Linked DNA regions of Homo sapiens: region 2 is linked to region 1. A link is a loop called in an ENCODE intact Hi-C map of the cell type or tissue named here. Cell type or tissue: PC-9. All regions are shown on one strand. Each heading gives the region's core, and the rest is flanking DNA. Links, peaks and the distances in the headings are about the cores only. Region 1 overlaps NALCN (sodium leak channel, non-selective). Region 2 has its middle 8.8 kb from the start of ITGBL1.

Region 1 (16,356 bases), core at 6,935-9,434:
CTGATGAGCCACTGGTGAGGAAACATAACCTTCCTAAATCTCTGAGGCTTTCAGAGTGGCTCTTGGCCCATGTAGAGGTAAGGGTGTGAAAGAACAGGAAGAGAGGGCGTCCATGTTTGAGAAACCACAAAATCACAGGAGTCGCTAAAGGAGTAGTTTAATTGGTTATATGGAGGAAATCTGGAGTGATGTTAGAAGATGCAATTGACCAGATCAGGTGGATCACAGAGGCCATCCTGAGCAGTACAATAGGAAATTAATCAGGGATCCCCTATGGTTACCATACCTTATGGGTTTAAACCAATGATGCTTACGAGGGAGAAGTTAGCTTTTCTGGACAATGTCCTTGGTGTGCACTTTTCAGATGGAGATTGGCAAGCCAATGGCTAAGGAGGGTGAATCAGATCAAAATTCTTCCTTGACTTTCATAGCATTTCCAGAGGATGTCTAGTTTATGAGTAAAATGTCTTGCCTTCATCTCATAAAATTATCTCTATGTCCTCACCTGTAAAGATGTTCTATATCAAACATTATTATTTATACAAATAATTATATTTTCTTAAAAAGACTTTTTTGTACAGTAAAATAAGTGGAAGCAAACTTAAATGATTCAGAACAACTTTCTAAATATTTGACTAAACAATTTCAGGAAATAGCCATTTAATCCCTCGAAAACAAAATTTGGCTTTGGTTAATTTTTAGAAAATCCTAAGATGAGGAGATGAAGCTAAAAAAAATATATTGAACACTGTGCATTTCAATAAAGAATTTACAGAATAGCTGGAAAATTAAGGTTAAGTATACAAGGTAATTATAGATTTATTTTTAAAATGAAAAGGCATTTAACAATCTAAAAACTACATCAAATACATTATATTTAGCATCATGAAAGTACTTAATTATCTGCACCTATCAGTGAAGCATTTTTTTTCTCATAAATCTGTTCTATGATAATCTACAGGAAGACATAATTTTAAAATTTGTAAGGATTAGAGTGGATGGTCACCTGGTCCCAACCTTTGGAACATTTGAAAAGCAAGGAACATATAAACTGAACATTAATTTTCTCCTTGCAATGTATACAAGAAATTTAAAAAAGAATTTTCCAGAGTACAGGTATAAAAGGGTATATTCTTGACAGGGAATCAGAGTGCTGACAGATGGCTAAGATTTCCATCCAAGAAAAATTTGATGTTTGAACTTAAGAAAATGGAAACTTTCTTTGCTGGACCTCACATAATATTTTCAGTAATGACAGAAAGTCAGGAAAGATGAATGTGGAAACAAAATGTTCTTGAACACATGAAATAAATAGGTAATTTAGATACAGTGGGTGGTGCCAGTATGCTCTGTAGGTGAAGAATAAATCTGGAATCCTAGGAGGTCGCCCTAACCAGTGAGGTCTCTCTCACTTATGAACATAAAATGTCTGGGTACTTAGGACTCCTCTAGGCAATAAATGACCTTCAGTTAGATTGAGGGCTGATCGAACTGAGAGGGATTAGTACATAATTTAATCTATTTGCTAATTAGCATGATGAATTAGACCATTGTCATCTGTTGCTGTGTGGGAGAGGAAGAGGACAAGGCATTTAAGTTTTGATGAGAAGGACATTTATTGAATAGCATTGTACACTTTAAGAGTGGATTCTCATATATGATCTAAGTATCTTAGTCTATAGACTAAGTTTGATTCTTTCCTTTCATTAGTGACAGAGCTACAACTGTCACTTGAGTATTGGGTGACTTGACTTCTCTTCCAAGTCGAACACACTGCATAACATGGAAAGAAGGCAAGGAAGAGGAGAATATATCTTGTCCCATCACTGGTCATTTCAGGGGAGATTTTGGCACTGAAGACAGATCAGGAGCATATCAGATAGGAACAAAAAAAACAGGCTTGGTAGCTTAAAAGGAGGAGTCAAGTCTTACCAACTCTGAACACTCACCTCAGTAGTGATGTTTCATTTTTACCCTCTTAGGGTAAAAGAGTCTGGTATTTCTAAGTATATGCTTTCTAGTGTTTGTGTTTACTATATTTAAGAAACACCATTAGATCAATTCTTATTAATGATTACTTGATATTAATCATTATGATTAGACACTAGTTTAAAAGCATAGATTAGTTTCATTAAAGACTTTTCTTGAGAGATTATATATTAAATGGGTGGTGTACACATTCTTACTAAGAAAGTTTTCTGCTGTTTATATCTTAAATTAATGTAGAATTTCTCCCTTAATTTCTACATAGAAACTTAGTATAGATAAGCTTGTGCAGTCAGCTGTGAATTCATCTAGGCCTACTACCATTTCTTCATCTCCTCTAAAGAATAAAATATGAACTATCTTGTTGAAATTAAGTGCTACTAGATCTATACTGCTAGTGATCCTGTAATATCAATACATGCATGCATACATACATAAATATTTTAAGAAGGAAAAGAAATCTGGTTGGAACTGATGCCTTCCCAGTGAGCCTTTGCTGGCTCTTGACAGTTTTCGCTCTCTTCTTTAAGGGTGTTCAGATTATCTAGACTTTCTAGAATTAATGATTATTTTATCGTTTTGACAATTTTTCTTTCTAAGTTAAAACCACATTGGCATTTTGTGAATATGATCATATTTCTCATTTTGACCAATTTTTCCCTAGCATTACAGTTCGTTAATTTACTGGTAATTAAATAATGATTAAACATATTAATTAAACAAATAATGATTATTTATTTTTGTATTACGTTTTATTCCTTAAAGCCTCTCTCCATCGTTAACCCTTTTCCTTTGTAAGCCCTTCCTTAGCATCTCACTGGAGGTACGTTCAGGCAGCATCACTTTAGTATCTCGCCAGCATTGTCCTCTTCCCGCCAGTGGGAACCAACTAACAAGTACACTCTCAGGTATGAACTTAAGTACAGGCAAGTCAACAGATTTCATATGCATCCAAATGACACGTTAAATACAAAGCTTTGCTCACCTGCCTTTGTACAGGAGTCTGCTGCTGCTGGGTTTTAATGAAACTTAAAGGCTGAATCAAAGCCTTATTAGTGGGAGGATCTTTGACATGAAATTCTTTTTGTTCAGTATAATTTGCATTTTGTATTCATTTGAAAAATTGTCCTGTGCATTTGTTCGAATATCGAGAATAGAGAACTGAGTGATTCCTGGGTTTATGTGGGTGATATTGTGGAAATAAGAGGTGCTGTGGTATGTACAGCTAGTCCCCAAATATGATTGTATTTTACTAGAGATAGAGAATTCACAGTGACTGAACTATTCAGGCTGTAAAATATAGGAACCATCTGCCATAGAATAAGCATATTAGGAAAATGCCACCTATTCCTACATTAGTCTGGCCCTTGCTCCAAAATTTCACATGTACTCATATGTTTGTTTTCCGTGTCTCTGATTGATGCAGCTAGCTAATGCCTAATGACAGTTTTTTTAATCATTCCCTATATACATTTTTTTATTTTATTATTATACTTTAAGTTTTAGGGTACATGTGCACAACGTGCAGGTTTGTTACATATGTATACATGTGCCATGTTAGTGTGCTGCACCCATTAACTCGTCATTTAGCATTAGGCCTATCTCCAAATGCTATCCCTCCCCCCTCCCCCCACCCCACAACAGTCCCCAGTGTGTGATGTTCGCCTTCCTGTGTCCATGTGTTCTCATTGTTCAATTCCCACCTATGAGTGAGAACATGCGGTGTTTGATTTTTTGTCCTTGCGATAGTTTGCTGAGAATGATGGTTTCCAGCTTCATCCATGTCCCTACAAAGGACATGAACTCTTCATTTTTTATGGCTGCATAGTATTCCATGGTGTATATGTGCCACATTTTCCTAATCCAGTCTCTCGTTGTTGGACATTTGGGTTGGTTCCAAGTCTTTGCTATTGTGAATAGTGCCACAATAAACATACATGTGCATGTGTCTTTATAGCAGCATGATTTATAATCCTTTGGGTATATACCCAGTAATGGGATGGCTGGGTCAAATGGTATTTCTAGTTCTAGATCCCTGAGGAATCGCCACACCAACTTCCACAAGGGTTGAACTAGTTTATAGTCCTACCAACAGTGTAAAAGTGTTCCTGTTTCTCCACATCCTCTCCAGCACCTGTTCTTTCCTGACATTTTAATGATTGGTGTGAGATGGTATCTCATTGTGGTTTTGATTTGCAGTTCTCTGATGGCCAGTGATGATGAGCATTTTTTCATGTGTTTTTTGGCTGCATAAATGTCTTCTTTTGAGAAGTGTCTGTTCATATCCTTCACCCACTTTTTGATGGGGTTGTTTGTTTTTTTCTTGTAAATTTGTTTGAGTTCATTGTAGATTCTGGATATTAGCCGTTTGTCAGATGAAAAATTTTCTCCCATTTTATAGGTTCCCTATTCACTCTGATGACGGTTTCTTTTGCTGTGCAGAAGCTCTTTAGTTTAATTAAATCCCATTTGTCAATTTTGGCTTTTGTTGCCATTGCTTTTGGTGTTTTAGACATGAAGTCTTTGCCCATGCCTATGTCCTGAATGGTATTGCCTAGGTTTTCCTCTAGGGTTTTTATGGTTTTAGGTCTAACACGTAAGTCTTTAATCCATCTTGAATTAATTTTTGTATAAGGTGTAAGGAAGGGATCCAGTTTCAGCTTTCTACATATGGCTAGCCAGTTTTCCCAGCACCATTTATTAAATAGGGAATCCTTTCCCCATTTCTTGTTTTTGTCAGGTTTGTCAAAGAACAGATGGTTGTAGATATGTGGCATTATTTCTGAGGGCTCTGTTCTGTTCCATTGATCTATATCTCTGTTTTGGTACCAGTACCATGCTGTTTTGGTTACTGTAGCCTTGTAGTATAGTTTGAAGTCAGGTAGCTTGATGCCTGCAGCTTTGCTCTTTTGGCTTAGGATTGACTTGGTGATGCGGGCTCTTTTTTGGTTCCATATGAACTTTAAAGTAGTTTTTTCCAGTTCTGTGAAGAAAGTCATTGGTAGCTTGACCACATAGTTGGAAGTAAAGCACTCCTCAGCAAATGTAAAAGAACAGAAATTATAACAAACTGTCTCTCAGACCACAGTGCAATCAAACTAGAACTCAGGATTAAGAAACTCACTCAAAACCGCTCAACTACATGGAAACTGAACAACCTGCTCCTGAATGAATACTGGGTACATAATGAAATGAAGGCAGAAATAAAGATGTTCTTTGAAACCAACGAGAACAAAGACACAACATACCAGAATCTCTGGGACACATTCAAAGCAGTGTGTAGAGGGAAATTTATAGCACTAAATGCCCACAAGAGAAAGCAGGAAAGATCCAAAATTGACACCCTAACATCACAATTAAAAGAACTAGAAAAGCAAGAGCAAACACATTCAAAAGCTAGCAGAAGGCAAGAAATAGCTAAAATCAGAGCAGAACTGAAGGAAATAGAGACACAAAAAACCTTTCAAAAAATTAATGAATCCAGGAGCTGGTTTTTTGAAAAGATCAACAAAATTGATAGACCTCTAACAAGACTAATAAAGAAGAAAAGAGAGAAGAATCAAATAGACGCAATAAAAAATGATAAAGGGGATATCACCACCGATCCCACAGAAATGCAAACTACCATCAGAGAATATTACAAACACCTCTACGCAAATAAACTAGAAAATCTAGAAGAAATGGATAAATTCCTCGACACGTACACCCTCCCAAGACTAAACCAGGAAGAAGTTGAATCTCTGAATAGACCAATAACAGGCTCTGAAATTGTGGCAATAATCAATAGCTTACCAACCAAAAAAAGTCCGGGACCAGATGGATTCACAGCCGAATTCTACCAGAGGTACAAGGAGGAACTGGTACCATTCCTTCTGAAACTATTCCAATCAATAGAAAAAGAGGGAATCCTCCCTAACTCATTTTATGAGGCCAGCATCATCCTGATACCAAAGCCGGGCAGAGACACAACCAAAAAAGAGAATTTTAGACCAATATCTTTGATGAACATTGATGCAAAAATCCTCAATAAAATACTGGCAAACCGAATCCAGCAGCACATCAAAAAGCTTATCCACCATGATCAGGTGGGCTTCATCCCTGGGATGCAAGGCTGGTTCAACATACGCAAATCAATAAATGTAATCCAGCATATAAACAGAACCAAAGACAAAAACCACATGATTATCTCAATACATGCAGAAAAGGCCTTTGACAAAATTCAACAGCCCTTCATGCTAAAAACTCTCAATAAATTAGGTATTGATGGGACGTATCTCAAAATAATAAGAGCTATCTATGACAAACCCACAGCCAATATCATACTGAATGGGCAAAAATGGAAGCATTCCCTTTGAAAACTGGCACAAGACAGGGATGCCCTCTCTCACCACTCCTATTCAACATAATGTTGGAAGTCCTGGCCAGGGCAATTAGGCAGGAGAAGGAAATAAAGGGTATTCAATTAGGAAAAGAGGAAGTCAAATTGTCCCTGTTTGCAGATGACATGATTATATATCTAGAAAACCCCATTGTCTCAGCCCAAAATCTCCTTAAGCTGATAAGCAACTTCAGCAAAGTCTCAGGATACAAAATCAATGTGCAAAAATCACAAGCATTCTTATACACCAATAACAGACAAACAGAGAGCCAAATCATGAGTGAACTCCCATTCACAGTTGCTTCAAAGAGAATAAAATACCTAGCAATCCAACTTACGAGGGATGTGAAGGACCTCTTCAAGGAGAACTACAAACCACTGCTCAATGAAATAAAAGAGGATACAAACAAATGGAAGAACATTCCATGCTCATGGGTAGGAAGAATCAATATCGTGAAAATGGCCACACTGCCCATGGTAATTTACAGATTCAGTGCCATCCCCATCAAGAGATTTTTTTACACATTCCATATGTGAATATCCTATTTTCTGATTCAGTTCTGACTTTATTTCCATTATATGTGAATGTGTTTCTTTACTATTTTTCTATCAGTTTCCTTCCTGGTCAATTGATTATATGGGAAAATATTTTATCCATTCAATATTCAAAAATAGTTTATTGAGGACCCACTATGTGCTAGGCATTTGATCACAACAGTGAAAAACAGAGAAAAAATCCTTGCTTTCATGGAGTTGACAAATTCTACCAAAGGAAACAGGAAATAATGAAAATAAGTAAGTAAAATAAATAGCATGCTACGTAGTAATAAGTGTCAAGGAGAAAAGGAAAGCAGACAAAGAGAGGGGAAGGTGTGAGCAGGAATTGCAGTTTCAGATAAGGTGGCCATGAAGGTGTCCCTTCAAGGAAAATGTAGTAGTTGGGAAGGGGCAAGTCACATGGCTCTCTGGGGAAGAGTGTGCAGGGCATCGGGAACAGCCCTTGCAAAGGCCTTGAGAAGGAAGCATGCCCCATGCTCTCCTCCTCATATGAGGAGGCCAACAGGTCTTGAATGAAGCTATGGAGAAAGAGAAAGGGAATACGATTGGAAAGGTAACAAGGAATGGATCACGTAGAGCCTTCCAGGGCAACGTAATGACCTTGGCTATTCCTTTTAAATGAGATGGAAAGCCCGTGGAGCATTTTGAGTAGAGGCGAGACAAAACTGATCAGGACAACTCTGCTTGCTGGGCAGAGAATAGAATCAAGGGAAGCAATGACAGAAGAGACTGTCCTAAGAGTCCAGGCGAGAGATGGCAGTGGCTTGGACAAAGGTGGTAGCAGTGGAGGTCACAGAAGATGCTGAATATAGTGTTCATGTTTACTTTATGGGATTTACTAAGAGATTGGCTGTGTGTTAAAAGGAAAAGATCATTCTAAAGCTTCTGGCCTCAGTGATTAGATAGACTTGCCATTAACTTCCAGAAGAGCATGTTTGAGGGGAAATATGAGGATCTCGGTTTCATTACATGTTAAGTTCCAGTAATGTGATTAGATTGAAAATGCTATAGCTGGTAGAATTTTTTCACTTTTTATGTCAAAACAGAAAACATGATTGAATAATGAAAACTACACATGCTCAATTTTTTTAAAATTGTTTTCTTTGACACAGTAAAGGATCAATGAGACTTGCTTAATTCTTGTCAAGAATACAAAGTCAACAATGGCTGAGATGAAAATATTTTCCATAAAGTAAAATGATCAAATTTGCAAAAGCTTGGTTACATGATGTGAATTTCACTCAAACCACAAGGCATTACACTAGAGTCTTGCTGAAATTTAAGACAGACTGTCTTAGGAATTATTTGCCAATAGACAAAATGAATATGGGGTGGTTGATGTGCTGAAGTGGCCAATGAGCATGCTTTGATTGACAGATGAGGAAATGTATCCCTACATTTTATCAAACTATGTGGTGTCTGATTTATATCACTGAGGTGGCCATTCATTATGGTCATGAACTGTGAGGTCAAAGCACTTGCAAAAACTTGCCAAAATACTTCCTATTCCAGTACTAAATATTTCTCATATTTGTTTGCCTAGAATAACAAGATGCAGGCTTGGTAGTCCTTTCAAGAATGTGAATTTCTTTGGTATGTCTGAGTTTAGTAATGTTGAATTGTGTGTGTGTGTGTATTATTCTTAAGACTTTGCCTGTATTTTAACATTTTATTTGGTAAAAATAGCATTATTTTGGCAAGATTTTTAAAGCCTTGAAATGGGACAAATTAAAGTATAATGCTTTTTCTTGAGAAATAATTTATTGCTCCATGTTGTTGAATCATACCATTAGTCATGAAACCAAAACCCTATATTTAAAAAGTAACAATCTCATATTCAAAGTATCTCCTTTGAACATTTCAAAGAATCTTAAGCAAATCTTTATGTGACATTAAATTGTACATTTTACCTTGTTATTTTAGATCTATGGGTGGAGTTCATTCTTCGGGCTAAGTGTAGGTATGAAGTGTGAATTTCTGTGTCTTGGTATGCCAGTAACTTAGGGCAAGGTTAGTAGAGTGGCTTTTGTGAGAAAAAAAGAGCTGTTTTATCAGACATCAGTTGGAACTTTGCCTTGTTTTGTTTCCCTGAACCGTCCAATCTGCTTCATATACTTGTGTGAAATCCTAAAATGTCTGTATGTCAATAATTTTTAGTTAGCATATTTTTTCCAAACAGACATCCTTGTGAACATCAGCCGTTTCTGAGAACTGGGCCCACGGACCATAGCTACTTTGAGTCTCAGTCTATGTAATAGTTGGGGTAAAGTAAGCTTTAAAGAGAGAACTCACAACACAATGGCTCAAGCAAGACACAAGTTGATTTCTTTCTGAAGCTGCCATCCTGGGTATGTGGGTATTTGGATGAGCTGGGCCCCATGAAGTCATCCCAAAGTGCAGGCCTCTGTGGCATCTCTGCCAAACTCAACACTTACTCTCCAAGTCTGTCCTTGGCTTCTCTATTTCTAGCTGGTGGAAGGGAAGGGAAAAATGAGTCCAGGGAAGGAGTTTTTGTAGATGGCTTGGGAGTTGCATACATCAGGAAGAACTTTGTCACAAGGCCACAACTCCTTGCAGGAAATTCTAGGAAACATATTCCCTCACTGAGCAGCCATGCGCCCAGGAAGAAGAGAAGAATGAGTCTAGAGTCGCAAGCAGCAATATCTACTACAGGCTTAAATAACCAAAGGACAAAATGCCCAGTCCATTATAAATATATTCCAAAAATGAAGCCATGAAATTTGACTTCATTTATTGAAGTCAAAACAAATTTATTGTTATAAACTAATTTCTCTATTTTATATTTCTCAAATGATTACATTTTTAACACAGAACAAAGCCATAGTTAGAATTTCAGTAATCGTATGGAATATCCAAAAGGTACACCCAATACACCCAAAAGCTAAACCAGAGTCACTGCTAAATTTTATATTGTTCTGATTTACCTAACAGATTAGTGAAAATAATTAAAATCTTGCTGCTTTTTAAATTTTAAATATCGGATTTTGGTTAGAACTCTAAGAATATTTAAAACTATCTTTACCTACTCTTGTTGGACAATCATTTGAGGAGCTAAGAGTGCAGAGAAGGCAGAGAAATGTTCTCCTCAACCCAAGCAAAAGCACAGAAGAACTATTGCTAATCCAAAATGCAGGAAGGAAATTTCACCCCTCCTCCCTTCCCTTTTCTTGGGCTAGTCTGTTTAACTTTAAAAGCAGAATTTTTGCTCTCACAAAGTATACCAGACAGGAATTTGTTCAAATTCCTCAAAACCAAGCCAAGAAAAGTTTCAGAAAGTTCAGACATGCATGGCAGAGTGGAAAGAACATAGTCTGTGGAGGCGAGCACGGATTCATTGGAATGCCGCTCCAGACATCCACTCTGGGTGAACTCAGGGATGTGTTTAGTCTCATTAAGCCACAGTCTTTTCATTTTTAATGTAAGAGTGATAAGAACGACTTGCCAGTGTGTTGGTGGAGAACTGAAATAGAGAAAGGCCTGGTGTGTAACAGGATGTTTCTCTCCATCTGTGTAATCTGTGACAGTCCTAGGAAGTTCAAAGTTATGACTGTTCTGGGTTTGTGGCCAACAGTTGTCTGTGGCTTCCATGGGTTGGAGCTGTCTAATGGGGCCCAGACCACCATCGCTCTGCTCAGAAGCTAATCATACCAAAACATGAGGTTTTTCTCCAAGCGACAAAGAGGGGCTAAGCACCCAAGGATCTCCATAATAGTAGCAGGAAAATGAAGCTGAGACCTTACCCTGACTTAGAAGTTCATAACAATAATGGCCCCAAACAAGATGCTCATGTCTATTGGTTGTGGTTAATAATCATGCAACAACATGAACTTCAAACCCAGCCTATGCTTGGCTCTTCCAGGGACTGAAGGCATCTCAGAGCCCCACCCCTTACCTCAGAAACCGCAGGAAGGAGCCTGGGTTCTCAGAGTCCAAGAAAATGCACCTGATAATAGCACCTGAACTTCCTCCACACAAAGAAAGCCTGATAGGGACAGGGGATTAAGCTTGCATGGAGGGCAGGATCCAACCCACAGTAGCACTTCCTTGCCATGCGACCTTAGCAAATGGCTTAACTCGCTTTCTGTATCAGTAAAATGGTGTTTGTAGTACTAAGGTGTCAGTGAGGATTAAATGAGCCAAGCCTGACCCACAGCAATTCATGACAAGTCTCAGCCACTTTAATGAATGTGATGATATTCTAACGTTTGGGATGCTGAGGTGGAGGACGATGGTGTCCCACCTCCTGCAAATGCCATGTGAACACTGAAGCTACACAAGCAATGGCTCTAAAGTCAAAGCCAGCATCAGGACTGGTATAAAAGAATCACCAGGACAAGGGCAGGGCAGAGGGGAGGCCAAAGCAGCTTTGTCAGTGCCTGCACGGCTGGACCTAGAGGAATTTCTCGACATAGAGGGTAAAACAACCCATTGGCCCACATTTCTGAGGACCGACGTGGGAGAAGGGTCACATGAGGCCATGAAATGGGCATCTGCAGAGGAAATGGAAGCCAGTGTCTGGAGACAAGTGGAGCCATTGAGCTAGCAATGCGTGATAGATACTGTGGGAAGGGATGTGGGGAATGCAGCACCTCTCAAGGGAGGTGGCTGAGTCTGGCAATGAGGGCCTGGGGCATCCTTAGTCAGCAAAGCAGGTCTGCAGCCTCGGGAGCTCTGGCAGCTGGTGTGGGTCACCAACTGGCCTCGGGCACCATTCATGGAAATTAATCTGGATAGTCCCCTCCTGGAGACCCTCCAGGATGGCAGATGAGCAGACTGGCCGGCTTTCAAAGTCTGCTGACCTCTATAATTGTGGCTCTTCACATGGTCCAACACACTCTTCCCTTTTACATGTGTTTCCTCTTTGAATATTTCCACCAGCCCCTCTCCCTGACCTCTCTCTGCTTTGTTACTTTCCTTTGCCCATTTAATCTACATTTTATGTTTTGTCCAGATTAACATACCTGTGTTTCATCTGCCAGGCACTGGCCCAGGCCCTAGGAATATGGTGGTGACCAACACAGAGTGGCTGCTTTCATGGAGTTTACAATCTACAAAGGGACAAAAAGGATAAACAACTTTAAACTTTAAAATTTGGACAAACTTTTATAAATACTGCATTTTTCCAATAAAATGAGATAAACAATGGTATAACCTACATTGTACAGAATCTGTGTCTCCCTAAAATTAAAGCTTTGAGATAAAAGGAGACAAGAGGTATTGTTGGACTTGAATTTGTCGTGCAAATAAGATTAAAACCTTGAATATTAGCCTTTTGATTGTTGTCTCTTTTTGCAGTATGAGGTAGTTGTGAATTCTAGGTCAAAACATAAGGGTTAAAAGGCTGGAAAAATTAAATAGGCCAAATGAAAGAATTGTCTTGCTAAAATGTCTATGTAGATGATAAAATGTCCTTGTGCCTCTTTAACTTCAATGATTTGTGCTGGATATTTTATAAGCGTCCATTAGGCAATAGCAAATTTATTCAACTATAAGAGAATTACGAAACACAACTATCATAGGAGATACTTATTTCCTTCCAACCAATAAGTAACCACCAGTGATGAGAAGGCAGAAAGTGACAAGATTAACCAAGTAAGAGAGTTGGATACAACATTCAACTCCATTTCTTCATGTCCCAATAAGAGACAACGTTTGACCTGCCCTCTCATTCCTAATCTTGTTGAATGAATCTAGTACAGAGGTTCATAAAAACCGTCAGGTATATAATGCCGGATTTTGTCAACAAACAATAACAATAATTTTTTCTTTAAAAATTATTCCAGGCCAGGCCGGGTGCGGTGGCTCATGCCTGTAATCCCAGCACTTTGGGAGGCTGAGGCGGGCGGATCACGAGGTCAGGAGATCAAGACCAGTCTGGCCAACATGGTGAAACCCCCATCTCTACTAAAAATACAAAAATCAGCTGGGCGTGGTGGCAGGGACCTGTAGTCGCAGCTACTCGGGAGGCTGAGGCAGGAGAATCACTTTAACACGGGAGGCGGAGATTGCAGCGAGCTGAGATCCAGCCACCGCACCCTAGCCTGGCAACAGAGCAAGATTCCGTCTCAAAAAAAAAAAAAAAAGAAAAGAAAAAAATTATTCCAGGCCAGGTGTGGTGGCTCACACCTGTAATCCCAACACTTTAGGTGGCCAAGGTGGGTGGACCGCTTGAGCTCAGGACTTCAAGGCCAGCCTGAGCAACATGGCGAAACCTGGTCTCTACAAGAAATACAAAAATTAACCAGGCGTGGTAGTGAGTGCCTGTAGTCCCAGCTCCTCATCCGCCTGTAATCCCAGGCGGAGATTGAAGTGAGCCGAGATGGCACCACTGCATTCCATCCTGGGTGACAGAGCCAAACCCTGTCTCAAAAAATAACAAAATACACACCAGGGCCTGTCAGGGGGTGGGAGGGAAGGGGAGGGAGAGCATGAGGACAAATACCTAGTGCATGTGGGGCTTAAAACCTAGATGATGGGTCAATAGGTGCAGCAAACCATCATGCCACATGCATACCTATGTAACAAACCTGCACATTCTGCACATGTATCCCAGAACTTAAATTTAAAAATAAAATAAAAATAATAACATAATAAAATAACAAAAAAGTCTTTACATCTGAAATAAGTGTACTTAAAATTAAAAATAAAATTAAAGTACAAAAACTTAAAATAAAAATCATTTTAGATATTTCCTCAGATTTAAATGGAGGTCATTGAAGCTCAAACACCTGGCTGCAAAGTGATTTGTAAGACGAACACCTACACTCTACAAAAAGACTTATGAATACCCTGCATTGGTTGATGAACAAGAACAGTGAGTTATACCTTCTGAATAGTGAATTAAATAAAATACTATTAAAGTTTTAAATAATTGCCAATTGCTCCATATTTCTCTGCATGTTAGAGTTTAGCTAGTGTTTCCAGGGATGATTTTTCTGTATTCCTCCCAGTCAGGAATAGCCAGTCAGTATTACTCCATCAGCCACAGCACAAATGTCTGATTGCTCTCTTGAGGTCGTTAGCCCAGATACTTGCTAGAAAGGTATGATTGCTGGCCAAATGAGCTCTGGCCTGGTGCAGCCGTCTTGCCAATGTGCCTAATGAGAGCGCGGAAAGACATTTTATTCCAGGCATAAGCAGGCCAGATCACAGCTGCCCAAAGCTCTCTGGCTTTGATTAAGTTTGTTGTGCTATTATGTAATGGGTACTTGAACCATATTCCGTGAATGACCGTTTTCCTTCCTCTTTCGCCACTATTCTAAGTATGTTGTCTGTATCTAATGTTGCCTTGCAGTTAGTTGTTAAAATCAAGCAGAAAAGAAAACAGGCAAATATTAAAACGTAAATAGAAAAAGTTGTTGGTGGGGAAAATGACTTATAATGCATTATTCTGACATAATGTCTTGGGGTCCACCAGGAGAATCGCCCCATCACAATTCAGCCTCTCTCTGTGCTAATGACGGCCTTTTCATCCTGTGCTGTTAGTGATGCATAAGCCAAATTGTGACCAGGCAGACTAGACCACATGTAAGCAGAGAACCACGTCTTTGTAGACATTAATTTAAAACTCGTTCTAATCAAATATGTTCATTTATCTGTACTATTTTTGATCTATATCTTAAATCAAAACGAAGCTTTTTTGACTTCTGGTTTCTGTTTCTGCTTGTAAAGAGCTTGGAAGTTATCAATCCTGTCTTCATAACAAGAAAAATGCTGAGCACACTGAAAGTCAGTAACTGGAAATCAACAGTGTTTTAAAAGTTAATTGGTTACAATTTTCTCATATTCTTCTCTCACCTCTGTAGAGTTCTGGTCTACATTGGAAATGCTGGAAAAGTAGGAATATACAGTACAGAGCTTTCTTGGCAGCATAACTTAATACATGAAAAATGATTTTTAATTTTAGTTTAACCTTTAAACTGGAATCTGTAGCACATTGGAAAAAAAAAACCTAAACCAGTTGAACAAATTTCAATTTTAAACATGTTTTCAGGCTTTGGAAGCTTACTGAAGAATGTGGATAGCAAATACAGGAAAAATTCTGTGAATATTTTTATTCACATATGTAAACGTGAAGTTATAAGACAGAACAATTTCCCCATGTACAAGCTTCAAATTTTTAGCAGTTAGTTAACATTTTCTATTCAGTTTTAACCATTAAGTTGTAATATTATTACAAATGATATTAGAACACATCTTTGCTTTTAGTGCTGTATTATAAATATTTAAATTAATGACATTCAGTGTAAATTTGGTATTTATCGTAATACAAATAAGAACTTTATTTTTAGTTAATTCCATGTGTTATTTGTATTTCTTATCTCACATTTATTTAAAATTACATTTGGTCCCTATCACTCAGGTATGTTTCTTCCCTCCCACGTAGACCTAATCGGATTTTTTAAAATTGGATTTTAATCTGCCTTTATAAACAAACGTCAATTATTTATTTCCAATCTTGGTTGATCTTTTTATTCCGAGATTATTTACTAGTTCATTCAGCCTTCCTATTAAAAATAAATAAATAAATAAATAATTGCTCTTGTAGCTCTTCTGAGGTAGACTGACCAGGTCTACCTTATTGTTAATTTTTGCATTTTCATTTTTATTGAATATGTATGATGATGCAGATATGAACCATGTGCATATCTCAGAATAGGAGGAAAAATATCTTAGTACTTTTGCCAAATGCTTGGTTCTAATTTTTGGACTATTATGAATTTTTTATGTCATAACTATTATCTTAACATTATGCGAACTTCTAGCCCTTTTGCTTCAATTTCCTTTGAAAAGATTTCCTTCCAATAAATCTTTAAAATATGGGTGACAAAACTAAAAGACCCTCAGAGGAAACATATTTCTGGTATGACATATTTTGTGTACTCTTTAGGACAATTGAAAAGCTTCTAATTAACATTTCTTTAGCGCCTTAGTGGTGATCAGCAGTATCATCACTGCCCTAGTGCATCCATGGAAGTTGAGGTCCAGGGTGTACTGACTCACACAGGTTACCTAGGTAAGAAGTAATGGATGACTGGAATGTTAGGAACTGTAAATGACAGCTAACTGTGGCAAAGCGTAGGGTTTTGTTTTTTTTTTTCTTGTCTTGTCTTTTTTTTTTGAGACAGAGTCTTGCTCTGTCCCCGAGGCTGGAGTGCGGTGGTGTGATCTCGGCTCACTGCACCCTCTGCCTCCCAGGTTCAAGCAATTCTCCTGCCTCAGCCTCCCAAGTAGCTGGGATTACAGGTACATGCCACCAGGCCTGGATAATTTTTGTATTTTTAGTAGAGACAAGGTTTCACCATGTTGGCCAGGTTGGTCTCAAGCTCCTGACCTCATGATCCACCTGCCTTGGCCTCCCGAAGTGCTGGAATTACAGGCATGAGCCACTGCGCCCGGCCTTTCTTTTCTTC
Region 2 (16,356 bases), core at 274-2,773, 140 kb before region 1:
TAAATGTTTATTTATAGCACAAATTGCACTGAAAAACAATTGGTGTCATTTACTAAGCACCTACTATGTGCCAGTCATTTAGTATGTTTTCTCTAATTATGACAATAATCACACATTTATTTATGCATTAGCAAATGGGGATTTAGCATCTATCAGGTGCCAGGTTTTGTGCAAGACAGAATGAATATAACAGAGAACTAAGGAGACATGATCCCTGCTCTCTCAGAGTCCAATGAGCTAGAAAGACATTAATCAACACAAAACCACAAAAAAAAAGAACAAAGGGTTGCAAGTGCAGTGAGAAGTTACTTCCAGATGAGATACAGGCACTTGATCTAATCAAAGATGGTAGCATCTGAACAAAAAACTGAAAAAAGTATTGAATTAAATTGGGTAGAAATAAGAAGGAGATGGAAGAGAACAGGGAGACATTCTTACTCCCATTTTAAAGATAAAGAAACTGAGGGCAAAGAGGTCAACTGACTTGCTCAAATTCACAGAGGAAGTTAGTCGTATTTCAGCTGAAATCCAAAGTGCATACACTATCCCCTACATTTATGGTCATCTGGGAAAATGTGTAGAGGGTTATATGGAAGGGGGAAAACATTTTTCATTCACCCTAAGAAGAGCACTGTACATGCAATCCTTCCTCATGAAATAGAACCATCCAAGAATCATCTGTGGTCCCAGATCCTTAAAATCAGGGATGAGCCATAATAGGATGGGATTTCTCCCTGTCCTTTATATATAAGTAGGTATAAGGGTAAGACCACCACAACACTAGCCTGCTGGAGCAAGAAGACGATGAAGGTCCTCTAATCATAGTACATTTCTGTTTCTACCCCAATCTCCACCCTGTAATAGGGGAGGTTTTGCATGAGGCCCATCTGTGTGTCCCCCCACCCCCCAACCCCTACCCACACAATTTAACCTTTTTCAAATAGCTGATTTTCTGGCCACACTTAGATACAGGTGTGTACACACTGGTGGAGTCTTCTATTGCAAGGACAGACTGGGGACAGGTATGCACAGTTTTGGGAGGCTGTCTGGACAGGTAATTCTGGGGTCTTGGATAACCAAAGTGCGGCTTAGGAAAAAAGGACACAGGTTCTGAGTTGGCAGGTTCCCTAAGTCACATGAACTGCAGCCTGTGGGGGAAGGGCCTGTCTAAAAGAGACAGAATGGGAATTACTAAGTCAGTTGTTCTTAAAGCGTGGTCCATGGACCTGCAGCAACATCAGCATCATTTGGGAACTTATGGAAATGCAACTTCTCAGGCCCCAACCCCAGCTCTAAGGAATCACAGAGTGCATTTGAATAATATCCCAAGATATCTATTTTTACATAATAATAGCTTGAGAAGTTTGCAAAGCACAGGGCTCAGGGCTGACGCCTGAGGGTGCCTGGATCTAAGAGTGGAATTTCCACCCACCTTTAGTACAAATTCTAGAGTTACATTTTATCCTGCCCACGTGTGATAGTACAAGGACATAGGAACAGGCTTTCCTGTCAACATCTAGAAACCTAGTGACTCAGAGAATGTGGTAATGATAGAAGGGAAGTATCTATTCCAAAGCCCAACTAGGAATTTGCAATAAAAACATGGAAGCTTTAATAAATGAGTCATGTATTGTTTACTCCTTGCATATTTTCTGAGGGAAAATTTATTATGAAATAGGGACTTGATATTTGAACATTTTTAATGGATTTAAGTGATTTTTTAACCTGTAGTATTTTCATACAGTGTAGTATTCAATAAGCAATATTCTCTTTAATATATTATTCACCTTTGAAATGAAGTTAGTATGTACTAGGTAACTGAGAGAATATAAATGTTCAGATCATTACATTACTATGACTCAGAAATAATATTCCCAGTCAGTTGAAATAGTTATATTGTGGCTGACTTGGTGACTCAGTCGAAAGTCTTGGATCCACAGAAACTCTGTCAAAATCAAAGGGTAACTTTAAATTTATGCCTTTTAGCATTCTTTTTTTTTTTTTTTAACCAAAGTATTGAATGCCTTGGAAACACCTACTCCTTCCATTTTCCCAGTTTTCAGAACCTCAAGGACGCACATGTGCCAAGAAAGGTCCTGAGTTTCTCACTTCTGCTGGCTGGGGACACAGCAGTAGGTTGGATGCATAATGAAGGGTGCCTGAAAGGACCGGGTGCATCTGGAACTGAATTCAAAAAGATTGAAAACACCCTAGTCCTTGAATGGAGTCCTTCAGTCCTCAGGTTACACAATCAGAGAATTTCAGCCTTCAAGGTATTTTTTAAAGGTTGTCTAGTTCAAAACTAAATTTGTTGATAACATACCGTATATTTGCCAAGTAATTAGGTGGCCTTGGTAAAAAAACAAAAATTAAGAGGACCACATCCTTTTCTGAGAATTGCTTTGAAGGTTTCACCCCTTGGTTCCAGGTCTACTCTAAGAAGACATTTAAAATAATATTCTAGCCACTAGCCTTGAATCAAATATTCAATGATGTAATAGTATATTCCCCAGTCTATATAACCCCCAAACAATTCTACACTTCTTAAAGATAAATATTTTCATTGCCTTCACCTCTTTCTTACGTATTATAACTTCAAGCTTTCAAAACCCTGATTTTCTGAGCATTTTTGCTTTTTCTGGGATGGATGCCTTTTGGAAAGTATGATATATACAACTGAAACCATTCAAGAAGCTGTGGCCTAATGGATGTGGAATAGATCAGTACTTTGAGTATTCTTGTTTCATATGCTATATTTCTCCCAATAAAACTGAAGGTCATATTCACTTTTTTGAATGCCACGTTGTCCCAGTTGTGTGCTTTTAAAAGTGTATTTTTCCCCAAACACAAATTGATATTTATCTTTATTATTTTTCATCTAAGCTTTGTTCTTTTATCCAGTCGGTAAAAATAACTATGGTTACTTGTTTTATATTTATTTCACCCTCTCAAAAGTAATATGATGAGCACACATTCTGTACCTTTATTCAAATAATTAAGAAGATATTTGAAAAAAAATTAGGCTGAGGACCAAGTTTAGATACAATCTTTCTTAAGACAATATTAGCCTCTTAGCACATATTGAAGAGGCCATCCAACCACTTACAAGTGTACTGAGTTGTCTGATATGAACCTATTTCTTCATTTTGCCCAGAAAAATATTATGAAAGATCCCATCGGTTGCTTTACTTTTCTTAGTTTACCATTACATAGGCTACCACTTTTTTCTGCCATCATCTAAAATAGTGCCCAATACATATTACATACTCGATATATATTTATGGCAAAAATAACTAAAAATAATGTACAACATAAATAATAAATTTATGAGTCAACAAAGGATGCAGGTGATATAGTGGATTCTGGATCAGTTGTCAGATGACATTTTGGCCTTAGGTATCCCCCTGAGATGACTGTGGATTCAGCTTGAATCTATATAACACCAGATCCTTTTCCTATATTCCCAATTTTTGTTAATCATATCATTTTAACTTATTCCCTGTAGACATAATTGTGAGAGTTACCTTTGGTTCCTGTCTACAATTCATCTGGATTTTCTGGTAAATCCCTGAATCACATTGAGCCCACCTCTTAGTAATCTAGCCTTCCACTTCAATGTATGTATTTCAGATCTTCATCTTATACCTCGTACACTATTGCCATAGCCTCCCAACTGGTCTCTCTGCATTTATTCTTATCTTTTTGTGTCTACATTTATCCTGCTCCCTAAGACATCTTTCTAGCATGCAAATTTCATCACGTCCATTCCCTATTGAAAATATTGTAGTAGCTCTCCATTGTTTATAGTATAAAGCCCAAATACTCTCTGAGTTCATAAGTTACTTTGTATCTGGACTCTGACTGTCTCCCTAGTGGATGTTGTGGTGCCTCCCAGATCCCCTCTCCGGGGCCCATGTATCCACCCATCTCGCTGATGACAGTAATAACTGCTGATGAGTCACAGCTGCCCCTCTCACCGAGACTTGCCCTGTGCATAAGAGGACAGGCTTCCCAGAGGCTGATCACTCAGATTCAAGACAGTTCCCTAATCTCTACCTCCAACAGTATTGACATCATTAAGCCTCTCACATATGGAAACTGTAGAGCTGGACAGCTCCATCATTGTGCTTCTGTCAACAATGCAGAAAAGACTCAAAGATTCAAAAACTGAAAGCGACAAGATGTGTGAGGTGTGAGGTTAACAAGAAGATTTGTATAAATACTCTTACAGGAGAAATTTGACCTCAGATTTTCACCTGTGATCTTTCAGATAGGAAGTTACCTCTTTCCCAATTGAGACCCCAGGCTTTAGACTCAGGAATACTGGACACAGCAGAAGGCAGTATGAAAGAAAAGAGGAATTAAGTGAAACTGAGCCAACTGAACAGCGATAATCCACCCTGTTTCCTTACTTGGCCTATACGAGTCTTATTTCCCTCAGGGGCTATCGATTAAATTGTTAGTTTTTAGAAAACTCAACATATATATACATATATATATGTATATATACACACACACACACACACACACACACAATGGATATGAATGTGAATATTTGAGGCTTTCATAAAAAAATTATCTGTGGTGGAGCTCACCCTCAATAGGTCCTACTAAGATACTGTGAATTTACACTCTGACTTTCAAAACCACACTTTTAATAAAAAGATTGCTAAGGATTACTAGGCACCAGAACTTGAAGGAGCCCCTCCAAAATAAAAGACCCAAGTCAAAACAAACAACTAAAAAAACAAAGCACAAATGAAAGAAACTCAGATGACAAAGATGATGAAGGCAACAGGAAGCAACTTAAGTAAGAAAGTATAATCCCTCTCCTCAGAGAGCTAAGCAGATCCGGGCTTGCAAAAATGTGCAGCCATAAAAATAGGACAATCAAAAATGAATGCAGTGCCAAAAAAGTGAATTATAAATTAGCTGGAAAGAAGTCACTAAAAGGGTTGAAAAATAAATGAGGAGAAGTTTCCTAAAAATGAAAGCCAAAACACTGATACAAATAAAGACTAAAAAATTAAATGACTGATCTATGAGATTTGACGTCTAACTGATAGGAGTTCTGGAAAGGGAATAGGAAAAATAATAAAGGGGATAAAATTATTGAAGAAAAGTTCAAGAAAATTTCCCCAAACTGAAGACCATGAGTTTCCATATTGGATAGTCTCACTTAACAGGTAAAAAGATGAATGAAAATGATGGAAACCAAGGAACATCTTGGGGAAATTTCAGAATAATAGGAAAGTAATATTTTTAAAAAACTTTCCAAAAGAGAATAAATGGTCACATACAGAGAACCAGGAACTAGAGTGGTATTGGATGCTTTAATAGTAACATTGGAAGCAATTTTTTTGGAATTCAGAATGATGGTGATTTTCAGCCCATAATTCTATATCCAACATACATGCTAATTAAAATACTTTCAGATATATTGGTTTTTAAAAATGTTTCATCCTGGCCCCCTTCCTGGGAAGCTGATAGAAGATCTGATTCACTACTCTCAGGTCAAAAAATCAAGACAGGGAAGACATGGGATCCAGGAATTCAGATAAATCTCAGAAGAAAAATGAAAATAAGAACAAATAATGAAGTTAAGGGGAATTTCAAAGGCAAGTTCTATGTTGCAGAACAACTACTCTCGACTGCTATATAACAATGTGAGGCTTTAGAAGGCAGATCTTCAAGAGAACAGAAAATGGACCTACCAGATCTGACATGATAAATTTGACAAGTAGAAGCACTGGATTAAGGGGAAAACAAACCATATGTACATAGACAACCAAGCAAATAGAAAACTGGTAATATCACCAAATTAGGAAGCAGGGGTATAGAGGAAATGGAATGGTAATATGAGAGAGCTAAAGTCTTCTCTACCATAAATCAACTACAAGCAGCACAAACACATACTTAGAAACATGGAGGTAAATGCCATTGGGGAGAATGGCACTGCAGTTGATTCAGGGTAGAGAAGTTGAAGGTTCTTGCTTCAGGGTAGCCACACTGGAGATAGGAGGATGGGACAGGGGATTCCTACATAAGTCTATTAGTAGTGCATCATTTGTCTTTTAAAACTGTTTTCAAGGATCATATTCCTTTAAAAATAATGCAATTCATATGTATACCAAGGCCACAGAGTGATGAGGGGCAATCCAGTTCTTAGGGTATGAAGTTCTATTCAGTAAAGTCCACTCTGCACGGGGCAGGGCACTACCCCTATCTCTTCTCTGAGGGTGCTGGTTTCTTCTTCCTAGCACCACCCAACAGTCTCTTGTCTACATGCATCAATTAATAAACTCATTGTTCAAACATCCCCACTGCAGAAAGCATTCCCATGACGCTTCCATTTCAGGGGCTGAAATGCAAGCATAAGATGGTAAATTTCCTCAAGATTTTAGTAGGAAATGACTGGAAATCTTGGTAAATCCAGTCTTTGTTGCTTTATTTCTAGTCATACACTTCTATTCATCATCAGAAATCAAAGCTCTTTCTAGGCTAAACCCTTTCTTTAATTATGGCTTGTCTGGATACAATCTCTCTTTTCTTTTACTTTAAAGTGATGCCGGGCTTTAAAGGCAAGTTGAATTGTGAGATATTAAGCATTATTATTATAACTTCTCCAGTAGATTCTTTGGGAGAATATGACAGTTTGACCCTTCAAGCTTCTCCAAGGACTGGTCTGAGACTGCAGAAATGTAAATGTGAACAAACATGACAGCAGTTCTTATTGTCCATCAAAATGTGGGTGTGGATAAAGATATCCCCAGGGCTAGAAGATCTTAAATAATCATACCAAGCCCTGTTGTTCACTTGTTTGCTTTTTTTTGGACACTGACTTAGTTGACCAACACAAACTGGTTTGGTCATTCAGATGGATTTTTGGCAACATCAGCAGTATCAGGTGGTTCCCAACAGAGGGAGAAAGGAGAGCTGTAAGTTTCTGCCCCACAAACTATCAGGCATTTGTCACAAGGAAAGTGAGCCTCAGACCTGAAATAGCCAAACACGTAGGCATTTATCAGCAAACACGCAAGAGTGGTCACACAGCCTATCTGGAAAAGTAATATCCCTACCCCTCTGTCTTCTGATATACCAACCTAAGCTTTGTATAGAAGCTTCCCTCTGAATCTTCTGAAGCATATTCAGTGGCATTTTTACCACCCACAGGATTGGCAAATCTCTTGTGGTCAAGGTCTTTAGTGAATAGAACCAGAACCCATGGCCTCCAGACCTCATGTACCTCAAAGCTGGTGTAACTGATGGGCTGGCTGGTTTTAACACTTTATTTATGCAAGAGCATCACTCCAAGCCAACCCCTTAACTTAAACAACATATATCCCACCAATTAAAAACTGATTCTAATATTCATTATACTGATAAAGCACATCTAAAGTATGATACAAATAAGGATCAATGTATGCGTACACATACCACACTACACATTATACACATGTTGAAGCAATTCGAATAACCACGAATACAGATAGTACTGGTTAAAGCAGTTTCAAATGTGTGTATCTCTTTTTGTTAACTTGTTTCCGTTTTCCAGCTGCCCGCTCCCCTATCGTATTACCTATATTAACTCAGACCAAGGTATGCCGTGCTCTGACCATCACTATCCTTGGAAAAGGCAGAATATTCTTGTCCAATTCAGTTCTAGGTACTTTTAATTTCTCTGCAAAATCAGCGTTTGTATCTTTACACAATATCTCCCTTCCTTCATTCCTTCCTTCCATCTCCACTCACTCTTTCACTGATTCTTCCTCCCATTATTACATTGCTCCATAAATTTCTGTTGATTACTTACTTCCCAAATCCTACAAAGCCTTGTGTGATGTGGCTCTGTCAGCCTGTCTAACCTCGTCTCTCATTACTGTTCCCCTTACTCACTACTCTCCAACCATTCAGAGGCTTTCTGTTTCTCATGTTTCTAGAACATCCTAAGCTTGTTCTTTGCCTCAGTGCCCCCTTTGCAAGGATCCCTCTCCCCCAGGTTACATGCTGAGTGGCTTCTCTTCGAATGCCACCTTCTGAAAGAGGAGGCTGATCCCTGATTGTGCTGTCTAAAGCCACTCCCCTGTCCAAGCACGCTTTATCCCATTTGATTGATAGTACTTACGAGTATCTAATATTATTGTTTCCATATCTTTATCTACTTGTGAATAATCTACTACTCCCCCATTTCAATGCAAGTTCTGTGAGAGCAGGGACCATTTCTCTCTTGTTCTTTGCTGTAACCCCAGTATCTTGCACAGAGAAAAGCCTCAACAAGTATTTGCTGACAGAATGAATTATAAAATAAATGAATAATAAATGGTTTAAAATTTTTAATAACATGTTGATTAAACTCAACCTTTTGAACTAAATGAGAGTATTTCAAGCTTAATGGAAGGCAAAAATCAACGTGCGGTAATGAGATGAATTTAGGCAACTAAAATATAAAAACAAAGAAAATTCTATCTATTATGAAAAAACATCAAGAAAGCCAATCTACAGTTAGATAATAAACAGCACCTACTGAACTCTCCATATATGTGTGGCACTAATTGTTACAATCACTTACAGTCAAGTTTGAAGTTTAAAAAAAATCTCAATTTCACTCAAAACCTACTTGAATGATATTTTCACTCAAAGGCACCTTCCAGGTTTTCAAATAGTAAAAGGCACACCAAAGTTTTCAGGAAGGCTAAATATTCCCAGGCAGCAATAAAAATAAGTTTGCATTTCCAAGAAAAAGAGCTTCTCAGCTGAGCCAGATCTGTGGAATTAGAAAAAAAAAAAAGGTGTATAGTTAACATCTTTTCCAGATGTTAGCACAGAACCAGAGGGCTTTTTTTCCCTCCCACATAGCAAAAACACCTGGAAATATTAGGAGTCTCTGGGATGAGAAATATTCTTTCACTCTTCTGAATATTTCGGCCGTTCTAGTTGATGCTAGAAGGAAATTTTAGGAAAAAATTCTAGGAGTCATTTTCATTGACTTTAGGGGAAAAGAAACTTATCACATAAATATTATTCTTATGCCAATGAATAGATTTTTAATTCTTAAAGTGGTATTTAGCTGTTAATAAGCAGGAGGATGTAACTAGGCACACACGTAACTAGGCACACAAGTGGCATGGAGACTTAACCGTTCAGAGATGAATTGTGCTGCTGCCTTTGTAATCCAATAGCTGAAGACCTTGGCCAGGTTTCTTAACCTCCTAAATTCTGTTTCCACAAGGGCATGCTTGAAGGGAATATCAGTTTTCTCTAATGCTGAACTTCTATGATTATATTATGTATTTGTCCACAGTGTCTTCTAGTAATAGATGAAGAACAGATACACATACACACACATATGTACACGTGTGTATACAGACACACACGTATATTATACACACATAAACATATATACATATGTGTTTTATATATTCATATAATTTATATATAAATGTATATAAATATTTCATTTCCAACTCTAATATGTAAGTTTTATATGTATGTTTTATATTATATATTTAATATAATATAAAATATTATATATTTTAACATACAAAATATTTTATGTACTATTAAAATATATTACATAATTTATAATATACATTATATAAAATATATATTATGTATATTTAAAATTTTTTATTTTAATAGGTTTTTGGGAAACAGATGGTGTTTGGTTATATGAGTAAGTTCTTTAGTGGTGATTTGTGAGATTTTGGTGCACCCATCACCCAAGCAGTATCCACAGAACCCCATTTGTAGCCTTTTATCCCTCACCCCATTCCTACTCTTTTCCCCCAAGTTCCCAAAGTTTATTGTATCATTCTTATGCCTTTGCATCCTCATATCTTAGCCCCCAACTCATGAGTGAGAACATACGACATTTGGTTTTTCCTTCCTGGGTTACTTCACTTAGAATAATGCTCTCCCATCCAGGTTGCTGCAAGTGCCATTAATTCATTCCTTTTTGTGGCTAAGTAGTATTCCTTTTTATGGCTAAGTGTATATATATATATATATATATAATAGTTTCTTTATCCACTCATTGATTGATGGGCATTTGGGCTGGTTCCATATTTTTGCAATTGCGAATTGTGCTGCTATAAGCATGTATGTACAAGTATCTTTTTCTTATAATGACTTCTTTTCCTCAGGGTAGATACCCAGTAGTGTGACTGGTGGATCAAATGATAGTTCTACTTTTAGTTCTTTAAGGAATCTCCACACTGTTTTCCATATTGGTTGTACTAGTTTACATTCCCACCAGCAGTGTAAAAGTGTTCCTTGTTCACTGCATCCATGCCAACATCTATGATTTTTTGATTGTGGTCATTCTTGTGAAAGTAAGGTGGTATTGCATTGTGGTTTTGATTTGCATTTTCGTGATCATTAGTGATGTTGAGCATTTTTTCATATATTGGTTGGCCATTTGCATATCTTCTTTTGAGAATTGTCTGTTTACATCCTTAACCCAGTTTTGATGGGATTGTTTGTTTTTTTCTTGCTGATTTGTTTGAGAGCCTTGTAGATTCTGAATATGTGTCCTTTGTCAGATGTATAGATTGTGAAGATGTTTCTCCCACTCTGTGGGTTGTCTGTTTACTCTGCTGTTTCTTTTACCATGCAAAAGCTCTTTAGTTTAATTAAGTCCCACCTATTTATCTTTGTTTTTGTTCCATTTGCTTTGGGGTTCTTGGTCATTAAATCTTTGCCTAAGCCAATGTCTAGAAGGGTTTTTCTGATGTTATCTTCTAGAACTTTTATAGTTTCAGGTCTTAAATTTAAGTCCTTGATCCATGTTGAGTTGATTTTTATATAAGGTGAGAGATGAGGATCTGGCTTCATTCTCCTCCATGTGACTTGCCAATTATCCCAGCACCATTTGTTGAATAGGGTATCCTTTCTTGCTTTACGTTTTTGTTTGCTTTGTCGAAGATCAGTTGGCTGTAAGTATTTGGGTTTATTTCTATTCTGGTCCATTGGTCTGTGTGCCTATTTTTATAACAGTACCATGCTGTTTTGGTGACTATGGCCTTATAGTAGAGTTTGAAATCAGGTAATGTGATGCCTCTAGATTTGTTCTTTTTGCTTGGTCTTGCTTTGGTTATGTGGGCTCTTTCTTAGTTCCATATGAATTTTAGGATTTTTTTTTGTAGTTCTGTGAAGAACGATTGTAGCATTTTGATAGGAATTGCATTGAATTTGTAGATGCTTTTGGCAGTATGATCAATTTCACAATATTGATTCTACCCATCCATGAGCATGGGATGTGTTTCCATTTGTTTGTGTCATCTGTGATTTCTTTCAGCAGTGTTTTGTAGTTTTCCTTGTAGAGGTCATTGACCTTCTTGGTTAGGTATATTCCTAAGGTTTTTATTTTTTTAATTTTTATTTTACAGCTATTGTAAAAGGGGTTGAGTTCTTGATTTGATTCTCAGCTTGGTCGCTGTTGGTATATAGCAGAGCTACTGATTTGTTTACATTAATTTTGTATCCTGAAACTTTGCTGAATTCATTTATAAGTTCTAGGAGCTTTTTGGAGGAGTCTTTATGGTTTTCTAGGTATACAATATTATCATCAGCAAACAGTGACAGTTTGACTTCCTCTTTACTGATATGGATACAATTTATTTTTTTCTCTTGGCTGATTGCTCTGGCTAGGACTTCCAGTACTCTGTTGAAGAGAAGTGGTGAAAGTGGGCATCCATGTCTTATTCCAGTTCTCAGAGGGAATGCTTTCAACTTTTCCTCATTATTATGTTGGCTGTGGGTTTGTCATAGATGGCTTTTATTACATTAAGGTATGTCCCTTGTATGCCGATTTTTCTAAGAGTTTTAATCATAAAAAGATGCTCTATTTTGTCAAATGCTTTTTTTGCATCTATTGAGATGATCATGTGGTATTTGTTTATAATTCTGTTTATGTGATGTATCACATTTATTGACTTGCGTATGTTAAATCATCCCTGCATCCCTGGTATGAAACCCACTTGATCATTGCGGATTATCTTTTTGATATGCTATTGGATTCAGTTAGCTAGTATTTTGTTAAGTATTTTTGCGTCTATGTTCATCAGGGATATTGGTCTATAGTTTTCTTTTTTTGTTATGTCCTTTCCTGGTTTTGGTATTAGTGTGATACTGGCTTCATAGAATGATTTAGGGAAGATTCCCTCTTTCCTTATCTTGTGGAATAGTGTCAATAGGATTGATGCTTTATTTATATATTATATACAATAGATTAATAAAATATATATATATATCTTACATACATATCAGAGTTGGAAATGATGAAAACAAGTATGAGTCTTCTGCTAATAGGTATTCATATAGAGCTATTTTATATAGCATAAGTTTCCAGAAGTTAAAAATATATTTCATTTATGTGTATTTTGATCTGAACTCTGTGCCAAGACCTTTCCTACTACACAGCCTGGTCCACTAGAGCTACACTCGGGAACCACAGGCAACAAACTAAATACAGGTTCCATAGGTGAAGAGAGAAGCTCATGAGGTTGTGTGCTAGCGCCAGGGTCAAGAGACTCTGTCCTGAGTTGTGTAAGACACTAAAACGTGTTATGGGAATAATAATCACAGTATAAAAGCCAATATGAGAGCCCAAGCATTTTCCCATAATAATATTCAACTTATAAAACTGACATTATATGGATTTTGATGTAATTTCTTTGACCAAATTGCCATAAACACTGCCTTATTGTGATGAAAACTGTCCACAAAACTTTTTCATTTTCATAAACAGAAAATGAAATTTAGTCATAGAAATTTTTATTTGATATAATAATCTAGATCAATTACTAACAGTAAGATATGAATTTCTTTATGGAATAAAGGAGGGGTAAATAAGACCAGTAACCAAAAAAAAAAAAAAAAAAAAGTAGCTTGAGTGAGAAAAGTATTGAATGATAAAGCCAGCAGCTTGTTACCTCCTCTGTGGGTAGCCCAGTCGATTACCACTTCTCCTATCACCTTCTGCCTTCCTCTTGACCAGGCAACACAATAAATTACACTTGCCTTTCAAGCTCTGGTTGAAATGGTCAAGCAACTTGTTCCTTCAGTTACTTTAGCCCCTAAATCAGTCAGTTTGGCATTGTAGAGTCAAATGAAGCTTCACATTAAATAGTTATTGAAAACCTAAATATTCTTAGAAGTGTCCTGGTGTACTGAAAGACTATTTAATACAATGGAAAGAAAATGCAGTTCATTGTTTTTTAATTGTCATGTTTTAAATTAACTGTCTTCCTAGGTCTATTTATAATTGATTGGATATAAAAGCAGAAAAAAACAGCATATACTTCTTTCTGTTAATGAGAAACCTATACTATGGAACAAGAAGATATTAACTGGATGGTTTATCTTCTATATTTTTATTTTTATTGTGTTTGTTATTCTAAGGAATTCTTTATAATGGCTTACCTAAGTTCTTTAAGATTGGTAAGCAACAACTAATAAAAAAAATCCAGTCCATTCACTTTCATTGAGAACTTATGATGTATCAATTACTTTTCATGCCATAGTTTATCAAATACAACCATCCATTGAGAGATTTTTCATCATTTTATGTACCACTGTAAAAGAAAAAAATGTGGCAAACTAAACTATGACACAGGCTCTTATCAGTTAGATTTTAATTTTATATTTATTGAAAGAGATATTTTAGGCTTATTTAGAAGTATATTTTTTGTCATATCTCCCTATTACAGTTCTACATTGCTTAACAACAGGGTCTTCCCTGAGAAGTGCATCACTAGGCAATTTCATCACTGTGTGAGCATCACAGAGTGTACATACACACCCTGATAGCCTACCACGCACCTGGGCTGTATGGTATAGCCTATTTCCTCCAGGCTACAAATCTGTATGGGACATTACTGTACTGAATGCTGGAGACAACTGTAACACAATAGTAAGTATCTGTATATCTAAACATATGCAAACATAGAAAAGAAACAGTAAAAATATGGCTTTATAACCTTAATGGGATCCCTATCATATATGTGGTTCCTTGTTTACCAAAACATCATTATATTGGCATATTATTATATAGAAATAAAAAGAAAACACAGGTGAAATAAATTGAGATATTCCTAAAACTCCTTTGGAGAGTCCAACTATTCACTTTTCAACTTGGAATCATATGACTGTGTTTTTCATACAATATATCACCCTCTGATTATATATTGTCCTTAAGTGCAGGTGATGCAGTTTTACTTAATACAACCTATGAAAGAAGCCAAATCCCTTTGGTGCTGAGCTCTTTGTATATTTCTATAGCTGCCCAATTTTTTATTCCAACTTCTAGAAGTTTTCTGAACTCAGTTGAGTCACCATGGCCCACTCGTGCTCAACACAACTCACTTGCTCTGCTACTATCTCAGAATTTTCTTGCAAGTTCCTGACACCAGTTTTGCAGATTTCAAAGTCAGAGCTTTGGATGTTTGTGCATCATCATGACTTACCAATAGAGATCGCAAAATGCCATTCATTGCTATTGATCCAATTTCAAATTTGTCAAAAATGTGAACAAAATAATTGCCTCTTGGAATAAACAAGATGTGATATTTTATCTTGTTTAACTCATACAACAACTTCATGAGGTGGAAACACGATGCTTGCAAAAGTCAGGCATACAAAGCAAGATAATCATGCTAGTAGATTATAGAGAAAGCATTGTGCTTACAGTCAATTGCTTCTTTTGGAACAGAATTAGCCTTAGTTCAAAGAATAAAGATGGTAAAATTTATTCTGCACCCATCTGTTTTCCACTTTAGTTACTTCTTTCTCCTTCCCTGCCACATGTTCTCAGGTAACTCGGTTTTCTTTGATTCAGCTGGAACACTGGATCATCCCCATACCCTTCCCATAGCAACAAGTACTTGCCTAGACTCATTCAGTTATTCAAAAAAAAAATTCAGTGTACATCTATTAAGTACTATCAAGACTGACACCAGGTTTGCAAGACGATGAGAAATACAAGCAGCACAGACCCGAGGAATATTTCTCACAATCTGTAATATTTCTTATGATTACCAAGGTGGTTTCTATTCCATTACAAATAGTCTGATATTGTCTCACAAGCATTCATAATTTCTGACATTTTGCACTTAGCCATAAGAACAAAAATAAAGCTATATAGTGTAGAATTCCCTTCAGAAAAGTACTTGTTAACCAGCTGGGAGGAGTAGGGTAGGCTGAACGCCACCAGCTGTTCACCCCTTCAAAAACAGGTGTGAACCAAGGTCACGATATTCTCAGGATGGTCTGTCTCTGGCTGTACAAAGCAGTGATCTGAGAGTCCAGCCATTTGAGCCAAATGTAGTATAATCTTAGGGCAATCATGGATCAAGGGCCTCCCACAGGGCTGGCACAGAGGCAATGTCAGGTCAGCACAGAAGTCTGATGGCTCCCCCTGCCCAATCTTGCTTCTTCCTTTTCCCAGCAAACCTTGTGTACTCCTAATTCCACCTCAACACTTGTTTCTTGATCTTCAAAAATCTTGCTTTTGCATCTACTTGAAATGCCCTTACTTCTCCATGTACTTAAATCTTTCACATTTTTAAAGACCTGTTTAGTTCAATGTCTGATCAGTGTCTTTCAGCCCATATGGATAATCTTCACAGTCTCAATTTATGTTGAACTTACAATGACAACTAGTTAATTAATTTTTGCACTGCACTGTAACTGCTTTATATGTGTTGGCTGTATTTTCTCAGCATCTTGAAGGCACCTGCCATGGGTAGCAGACATGGCTGCTGCCTTGTCCAGGTTCCCCGAGATTCGCAACTTCTGTTGGTATAGGTGGGATGCGCCAGCTCCTGTAGAACTTCAGGTCACTGCCCTCAGACTATCGAGCCACTTTGTCAACAAATGCAGAGTCAGAAGTGCCTAAATGTTTATTTTTATTCCCCCCTCCTTATTTACCCTCCTAAAGCTATTAACTAATGACTGTTGGGTGAAAAACTGCAAATCTGCCTTAAGTTTAGACAACTCTGAGGTGTAAGTTATAATTTAGAATCCCCAAACATAATCATGCTAAGTTCCGGTCCCTGCGGGTCTTCTGCCTAAGACTGAACAGTTATCTTTTCTACCTCCTGTCCTCCTTCTACTTCGATGTCAGTCTCCCCTGGGAGCACTTGTTTTTAAAATTGCACACAAATATTCATCTCAGAGCCTGCTTCTGGGAAATTTAAACAATGATGAAATATCAAATAAGAAAACCATTATTTGAGTCCAAAAATTTAGTTACGAAGATTTATTACACCAATTGTTTGATGTGATAAAAACATAAAAATCAGATCATGTCTGTAATTTTTAATTTGTTATACAGCATCATGAAAATTTATAACTAAA

Evidence for each region. A loop is a pair of places that touch in the nucleus more often than their neighbours do. Peaks named below come from ENCODE experiments on the same cell type or tissue, not always from the same donor. Only the 100,000 strongest peaks of a DNase experiment are listed, where the experiment ranks them.
Region 2: a loop joins it to region 1, with 16 times the contacts of the local background. A loop is called at or near these places in 10 of 110 quality-filtered maps.

What each region holds. Positions count from the first base shown.
Region 1 is chr13:101,301,429-101,317,784 of GRCh38, reverse strand. The region is part of intron 7 of NALCN (sodium leak channel, non-selective); the gene reads left to right. Among named protein-coding and RNA genes, the nearest start is that of NALCN, 110 kb to the left of the region's middle. In PC-9, for the core only: no CTCF peak of the experiment used is centred there; a DNase peak (open chromatin) is centred at 8,364; H3K27ac peaks cover 752 bases.
Region 2 is chr13:101,435,736-101,452,091 of GRCh38, reverse strand. No RefSeq gene overlaps it. Among named protein-coding and RNA genes, the nearest start is that of ITGBL1, 8.8 kb to the left of the region's middle. RefSeq lists an enhancer at 1,173-2,372. In PC-9, for the core only: no CTCF peak of the experiment used is centred there; DNase peaks (open chromatin) are centred at 1,521 and 1,931; H3K4me3 peaks cover 2,291 bases; H3K27ac peaks cover 2,500 bases.